Linked DNA regions of Homo sapiens: regions 2 and 3 are each linked to region 1. The links are chromatin loops, found by intact Hi-C in ENCODE. Cell type or tissue: ovary. All regions are shown on one strand. Region 1 holds the start of CACNA1C (calcium voltage-gated channel subunit alpha1 C). Region 2 overlaps CACNA1C (calcium voltage-gated channel subunit alpha1 C). Region 3 overlaps CACNA1C (calcium voltage-gated channel subunit alpha1 C).

Region 1 (2,500 bases):
ATGTGGGTGCGAATGAGAACACACGCGGCGTGGGCGCGCTCGGGGTCAACAGCAGTGGAGAGGTGGGTGGGTGTAGGTGAGCGGCGGAGGAGGGAGGGAGAGAGGAAGAAGGGGACCTACAGAGGGGGAACCAGAGGGGCGCGCTGGGCTTCACATCTGCACCGCCGCCCCCACCCGCCACCTGGAGCGCGCCGCCCAGGGCAGGGGCGCCTGGACGAGAGTGGACGCCGGGCAGCGCGAGGGCGCCCCAGGGGCGGCCGTGGGCGCCGGGCTCTGCCGGCGCAGGGTGCGCGCGCGCGCGCTCCCAGCCGCGCCCCGAGCCGGGCGAGGGACCCCGGGCCTCTGGGCTCCGCGGCGCCGGCGCCCTCTGCCCCCCGCGCGGCTGGCCAGGCAGCCGGGCTCTCCAGGCGGACGCGAGAAAGCGAGGCGGCGGCAGCCACTTGGGGAACTTTTCCCCCCTCGCCTGGAATTTCACAGGAAACACATGCTCTGGAGAAGCTGGGGCCCGGAGGGGGAGGGGCGGGAATTTTCCGCTCCGTCTCGCGCGGCGGTTCGGGCCCCGGTCCCGCCGGGCTCCCGGGCGCTCCGACGAGGCGGAGGCGCCCCTCGCGGACGCGGCCCCGGGCCACTCCGCAGGGACCGGCCCCGGGGCCGCGGGGAGCGCGGGTAGGGCAGGAACCCGGTGGAAAAGGCAGGGAGCCCCGGCGAGGCGGCGGGGTCCAGCCTTACCTTGGTGGTTTTCCTCTGGAATGTACATCCTCGTATTCTCATTGACCATGGACCAAAAATGGTTTTAATAGGAGGAGCAGCCACGAAGAGGAAGAAATGTGAAAACACCCCCCGGCGGGTCTGGATTAATCCCTCCTCCGAGGCCGGCGGCTTTCGCGCAAGATTCGAGGAAGCCGTGGTCTGCAGCGTTTCTTCTTCCCCGCCGACGATTACCTGATTCCCATTATGGCATCAAACCCCAAAAACTGCTCCTTTCCACTACTGCCTCCTCGAGTGAAACTGTAACGCATCCTCAGTACATCCGGGCCCCTTCCAAGAACTGAGCACCGCACCTCCGGCGGCTACACCATTTGAAAAAATAAATCGGGAGAGGCAGGGCGAGAAGAGGCGGAGAGGAGGGGCGGGGGGCGCGCGGGGCCCGCCTGGGCCGGCAGGGGCCGAGGCGCCTCTGCCCACTCCCAGCGAGTCCTCCTGAGGCCCCTGCCCGGCTCTCTGCTGTCAAAGGGAGCCGGCAACTCCTGGGCGCGGAGGCAGGAAGAGCCGCCGCCGCCGCTCCGGGCCCGCCGCGCCGCGCCGAGCGCCGCTCTGGCAGGAGCTGTTTCTGCAGAGGCAGCGAGAGGGAGACACCGGGCGCGCGAGAGCGCCGCGCTCACTCCCCCCGGCCCAGCCCCGCCGCGCCCGCGCCCGCCCCTGCCCGCGCCGCCCGCCCGCCCGCCCGGCGCGCCGGAGGCAGACGCGCTGAACGCTTCCAGATGTGGCTGCGGCGGCGCGCAGGGAGCCGGGCGCACGGCGCGGGGCGCACGGCGGCGGACTGGAGCCCGAAGTCGGGCCCCCTCCCGGCGCCCGCGGCAGCGCCGCCCGAGCGAGCCCTCCGCCCGCATGACGTCAAAGGGAGCGGGCCCCGGCCGCCGGCGGGCGAGGGGCGGCGTGAGGAGCCCCCGGGGAGGCCGGGGCGCGCGGCGCACCCGGGCGCCAGCCGCGGTGGCCGCGGTGGCCGCGGCGCGGACACACCCCCTCGCGCCCCGCCGGCGGCGTCGCGCCCCCCGCGCCGGCCTGCAGCCCCCCGCCCGCGTTCTCTCCTCCGCTGCGGCGGCGCGTCCCTGCTGGGCCGGCCACGCCGGGAAGGCCTCTGTGAGCGGAATTCCAAGGAGGAGGAATACAATTTGCCCGACTACCAGAGTCTCGTTTCGGATCGGGCCACTGAACAAAACGGCAAGATGAGCCGTGATTCCGTGATTCTGTTTGATCAATTATAATCAGAGCGGTTGTAGAAGTGACAGATAGAGGAGGGGAGGGGAAGCGGGAGGGGCAGCGAGGCGGAGCCTGGTAGGCGAGGCAGCGGTGCCCAGATGTCTGAACAGATTCCTAGACCCAGGTTTAATAATTCCTTGGAGGCAGCCGAGCACGTGTTCTACTAGGATATCCTTACCTACTTCTCTTAATTATTTCTGCAACTCCGGCAGGAATCTATCCAGCACCTCTCCTTCCCGGAGAAGCAAACACTTCCCTCCATCACTCCCTGCAACCACAGCAAGTTCCACGGCACCCCCTGCAGGACCGGGCTCCCCTCCAGTGGGGCTTCGTGATCCCTTTCAGGGGGGCCTACAACTCCCTCTTGGGGAAAACCTCTACCTGCCTCCACATAAGACCTCCTCGCCTCCACATCCACCCTCATTCCCTGGGTGACCCTAACCATTCCCGTGGCTTTCAGCAGCTGTCTATATCAAATGTCTATCTCCAGCCCAGACCTCTCTCCTGAATTCCAGACTAC
Region 2 (2,500 bases), 130 kb before region 1:
TTCAGTAATGAGCTGTAAAAAAACGATATCGTGGATGTGGGTCCCCTGGCCTACAATAACTAGAATATTATTGCTCTTCTTTTTCTTGCCCTGGCCTACACACTACTCACTATTCTGTGGGTGCAGCATGGAATTGTGTCATATTTGTAGCAGTTCTGATGGCAACAAGAATAAAATAAAACACCTGGATTTGTTTTCATGGGCATGACCCTCAAATCTGCGCTCCCCTATTACGCCTTTCAGCAACTGAGTTTTGGAACCTAACATCAGGCTCAAATGTTTTCCTGTTTGTTTCAGCTCGCCGTGTCAGTCTGCTGTGATCATGTTGATCTTAACTCTGTCCCCACACTGAAGGCCTGGGTGCTGCCCCTTCCAGCTGTCTCTCCACTTGTATCTTAGAGATTCTCTAAATAACTTCAAGCATGAGCCCCAAGACTAGAGACTCAGGAACTGCCTCTGTGAAAGGACTGCAATTCAGCTGAACATTTTCTGGATGAGGAAACAGAGGTGCAAAGATGTCAGTTGGCTACAGGAAATAACAGAGGTAGTAATGATCATTGTTACCGCCGTCACGGACTGGGCTCTCCTGTCCACAGGCACTATGCTACATGCTTTACACAGGGGTCTTCCCCAGACTGTAACCCCCCAGAAGAAAACATTTGAGTCTGATATGTAGGTTCCAAAACTCAGTTGCCCAAACACGTAATAGGGGAGTGCAGATTTGAGGGTTATGTTCATGAAACAAATCCAGGTGTTTTATTTTATTCTTGTTGTCATCAGAACTGCTACAAATATAACACAATCCCAAGCTGCACCCGTCCCCAGAGGGCAGGATGCGTGGCTGCAGTATTCAGCACCCCATACTCTGCACTCAGCTCTGTGCCAGACACACACTAGGGACTCAACAAACACTTGCTGAACAACCATTTGACATTTCCAACAACCCTCATTTTGAAAATGATAAAAACTATACTTTAAGAGATTAAACAACTCACTCTAGGTCCCCAGCTGATTCTGGGACACGCTGTGATTAGAACCCAATCTGCCTGGCTCCAAAACCAGCCCCTCACTTTACGGCCTCCCTATCAGCAAAAATGTTCTAGAACGCAGCGCACTGGACAGTCTCTCAGCATTACATCTGGGAACTGAGCCACTGTAGTCACATGCCCCAAACTTATATCTAAACAAGAGAAGTGGGGAAAACCTACCAAGACCTAAAATATCTTTGAGCAGAGAAGATCCTTTAGCCTCTGCTCCCAAAATGACTCACTTTCTGGTTCCATTCTCCCACTGACTCATCCTGCTGGGACATTTCGCTTCCTCCAAAGCAGGAGGGCTCCATGCCAGGCTTGCCAGCACTCAGGCCCTGCTGGGCTTCCTAGCAGAAGCCAGTTCCAGGGAGGAACAAGAACCAGAGCCTCTGTATCCTAATGCTTTCCCCACCACCCCTTTGGCCTTTGCCAGACACCAGGGAAGAAAGAAAGGGTTCTTTCTCTTCATCTACACTTAAGAGTGTGTGGTGTTTCTGTGTGTAGGTATGTGTTTATACTTGCATGCGTGTTTACTCAGAATGAAGGCTTCATCCATCCATCTACCGTGTGCTCAACCTTACAACAGACACTGTTGGGGTTACAGGGAACGAGAAGACGTGCTCTCCATTCTAGCAAGTATGAGCAAAGACCTGAGTGAGGCTGCTCAGGAGGCAGTTGGAGGGCCTGCCTGGCCAAAGGATGAGTGGAGAAGGAAGGGCCTTGAGGACCAAGCTCAGAAAATTTTGATTTTCACCTGTCAGATGAAGAGAAATGATCAAAATTTCATTTGAAGCAGAGAAAGAGCATGGTAGAAGCTGATTCTTGGGAGATCAATCTAGCAACGGTGTGTACAGTGGTTTGGAGGCAGGAAGGCAAGAGCTCTTCCTGAGAGCAGGCTAGCATCCAATGAGCGTGGAGCAAGCATATATCCATTGAACAGCCAAATACTCATTTGTGGTCATTATTAGGAAACTTTGTTCTTTTTCGAGCTACTCTTTGCCAGTCTCCATTTTCCAACTTCACTCATGTCTGTTCCTTCCTCTGGACATCCTTCTTTCTAAATCTCTTCCAACTTTGAGACTCAGGTCTGGAGCCAATATTCTAGCAGCATTCCACTAATTGCAATAATATTTTCTAACGCAATAGGGGTCTGGGTCAATGTTCAGTATTCAGAGCCCGGAGTTTCTGTGGTGCGTATTAATCACGCATCGAGTGGGGCAAGGGGCTAGATGACTTCAAAAGTCCTTCCAACCTTAGAGTCTATGGGTCTAGGGTGCTAACTCCACTAACAGGTTGGTATGTTTTCCTTTCATTAGACAACTTACTTGTTCAGGAACATGGCTAAGACCAACCTATCATCAGCAGGTCCAGGGAACACTTCCTAAGTCTGTGGCAATGCATACCTCCTCCCCGACTTACTTCTGTGCTGAACTCCCAGCTCCACCTGGCAGGATGCCTGCCACAGCCAT
Region 3 (2,500 bases), 110 kb before region 1:
CAGGCTGCAATATGGGGAGCAGAGAGAGACAGGTAAAGGCAATGAGCATCTCTTCGGCTTAGTCTACAATTAGTTCCAGAACTTTGAATTTGAAATGGACCTTAAAGATCATCCAGTTCAACTCTCATTTTACAGATATGGACTGAGCAACCCAGAGAGGCAAAGGGATTTGCCCTGGCAACAAAACCTGGTCTCTGGGTTCCCAGGTCTCCATGTTTTCTACGCCCTCCACAATGCCTCATTCAGTGAACCGTCAGCCTTCATGTGTACCCAGCACAGCCAGGCACTGTGAGAGAGGAAGGAAAGCAGACCCAGTGTCTGGCCCCAAAGAACACAGTCAGGATTATTGTCCATGAAGCAGTCATAAAATGGTGCAAGGGGATATTCTTAAAAGCCCCAACATGGATGACAAACAATGAGGTCACATACATTCTGGGAATGGAGACTCCGTGAAAGGAGCAGGGTCTTGCAGCAAGGAGGGTTTAGATAGAGGAGGGGAGGGAGGAAGCCCACTCCAGGCCCTAGGGATAGAAGAAGCCACGGCAAGGTGGCGGGCAGCTTGGTTTTCCAATTACGCAGCCAAACCTAAAGAAAGAAAGAGACGTCACTTTTGGTATCTACTCCACACGGGAACGTGAACTTTTTACTCCAGCTGGGTTATGGGACCCAGAGCCCGAGAAGCCAGCCTCGGATGCAGGTGGCTCCAGTTATGTTTTAGATCAGCCACAAATAGCCCTTGCTTTGTACAGGGCCGTGACCCCGCCGAGCCATCATCATCACTGGAATGCCTCAGAGGCCAAGGGAAACACATGCAGCCGCCAGAGCCGCTGCAAAATCGATCCAAAATCCAGGGAGCGGGGGAGGAGGGCCTGACTCAGCCATGGTCAACTCGCCTGCCAAAGTCTTCTGGCACCTGGACCATGCTGGAAGACGCTTCTGGATCCCATTCTTTCTGTGAACCTTCACCACTGAAAGCCATTTTCCTTACCCCCACTAGAAAACAGAAAAGTGTACCCAGGATGTACCCACCAGGGGGTGGTAAGAAAAGTCACACATCTTGTTCCTAGGCTATCAATAGCAGGGTGGAAGAAGCATCACAGATGACAGAAAAAAAAAAGGAGCGCTGGGTGTGGAGTCCAAAGATTACACCCTGCCTTGGCCATTTACTTACTGTATGAACCTGGCCTGGTGCCCAAGCCATTCCAGCATCCGCTTCCTTATCTTTGAAGTGAGAATACGAATACTGCCTACGTCACAAGGCTGTTGTGAGGCTCAAATGATGGATGAGAAAATGCACTGTCAATTTTAAAGCATTATACACATTTCAGTGGTCACTTTTTTTTTTTTTTTTTTGAGATGGAATTTCACTCTTGTTGCCCAGACTAGAGTGCAATGGCGTGATCTCGGCTCGGCTCACGGTAGCCCCTGCCTCCTGGGTTCAAGTGATTCTCCTGCCTCAGCCTCCCAAGTAGCTGGAATTACAAGCATGCACCACCACGCCTGGCTAATTTTGTATTTTTAGTAGAGATGGGGTTTCTCCATATTGGTCAGGCTGGTCTCGAACTCCAGTCAGTGGTCATATTTTCCATCAGGGAAGGCATATCCGTGGGTTTTCCATGTGCATGGGCAAATGAGGGGCAGAGATTATTCTAGTTTTAATGAAGACGTTCAAGAAGGCAATGGCTTTGTGCTGGTTCTCAATGGAGTGGTTCACAAAAGTATACCAACAAGGAAATTTCATCTCAGCAAAGTTCTCTGTTTAGGGCATGGATGTCAATCTGGAAACGGCAAAGCCACTACTGATGGTAACATCACTATGGGCCAGGCAGTGTCCCAGGGGTTTTGTATTCATCATCTCCAACTCTTCTTGTCAGGAAGGCAATTTCTCCCCCAGGCCTACTGTTCACCCCTCTGCTATTCACGGGGGCACGTCCTTTCCTCTCTCTGCCCCGTCTCTAGGTCTCCCTGTAGAAGGAGTAGCTATTATAACTAGTTACTCTCAGGGACATTCAGTGGGCAGGCTTACTGTGCCTCAAAGACACGGCCTCCTCCTTCTTTTATTTATTTTTTGTTTTGTGGCTGATAAGAAAAAATGGACCACTGCCCTCTGAACTTTGCTTGCTATTTCCCCCAACTTTCTCTTGTACCCTCAGCCTCCATGTGGAAGGCAAACGGGGCAGACTTGTTTCCCTAGACACAAAATCAGCATCCTCATCCAAGCAGGACTGATGGCTGGAGAGCTGCTCCTCAGAGCGGTTTAGGTTCAGCGGGAGGGGACAGGGAGGCCTCGAATGGGAGGGGGTGGTGGTCAGGTGCTTGTGGAGCTCATTAAGAAAGGGACAACCTCTTTGCCATTTGGATATTGTGCTTTGGGAGTAAGGTGTGTCCTGAGAGGCCCTGGAAGGGTAGACAGGTAGACAGGAGCAGTTAGGCCCAAAACTAAACCCTGAACCCCTAACACTCATAGCAAACCTGCATTTTTATCCCCATTCCTACAGAT

The links. Hi-C counts contacts between places; a loop is a spot of excess contacts. Peaks named below come from ENCODE experiments on the same cell type or tissue, not always from the same donor. Only the 100,000 strongest peaks of a DNase experiment are listed, where the experiment ranks them.
Region 2: a loop joins it to region 1, with 2.1 times the contacts of the local background. A loop is called at or near these places in 8 of 110 quality-filtered maps.
Region 3: a loop joins it to region 1, with 2.2 times the contacts of the local background. A loop is called at or near these places in 24 of 110 quality-filtered maps.

The regions. Positions count from the first base shown.
Region 1 is chr12:2,051,841-2,054,340 of GRCh38, reverse strand. CACNA1C (calcium voltage-gated channel subunit alpha1 C) reads right to left here and starts at 1,354. Exons shown (of 47, transcript NM_000719.7): 1 at 730-1,354. The coding sequence starts at 778. In ovary, a CTCF peak has its summit at 1,239; a DNase peak (open chromatin) is centred at 1,342; H3K4me3 peaks cover 2,367 bases; H3K27ac peaks cover 685 bases.
Region 2 is chr12:2,179,238-2,181,737 of GRCh38, reverse strand. All of the region lies in intron 3 of CACNA1C (calcium voltage-gated channel subunit alpha1 C), which reads right to left. Among named protein-coding and RNA genes, the nearest start is that of CACNA1C-AS4, 43 kb to the left of the region's middle. In ovary, no CTCF peak of the experiment used is centred here; a DNase peak (open chromatin) is centred at 1,331; H3K27ac peaks cover 1,226 bases.
Region 3 is chr12:2,162,057-2,164,556 of GRCh38, reverse strand. The region is part of intron 3 of CACNA1C (calcium voltage-gated channel subunit alpha1 C); the gene reads right to left. LOC107984131 (a long non-coding RNA gene) reads right to left here. Exons shown (of 2, transcript XR_001749435.2): 2 at 1-2,500. Among named protein-coding and RNA genes, the nearest start is that of CACNA1C-AS4, 60 kb to the left of the region's middle. In ovary, a CTCF peak has its summit at 1,038 (motif pointing right); DNase peaks (open chromatin) are centred at 796 and 1,206; H3K27ac peaks cover 2,370 bases.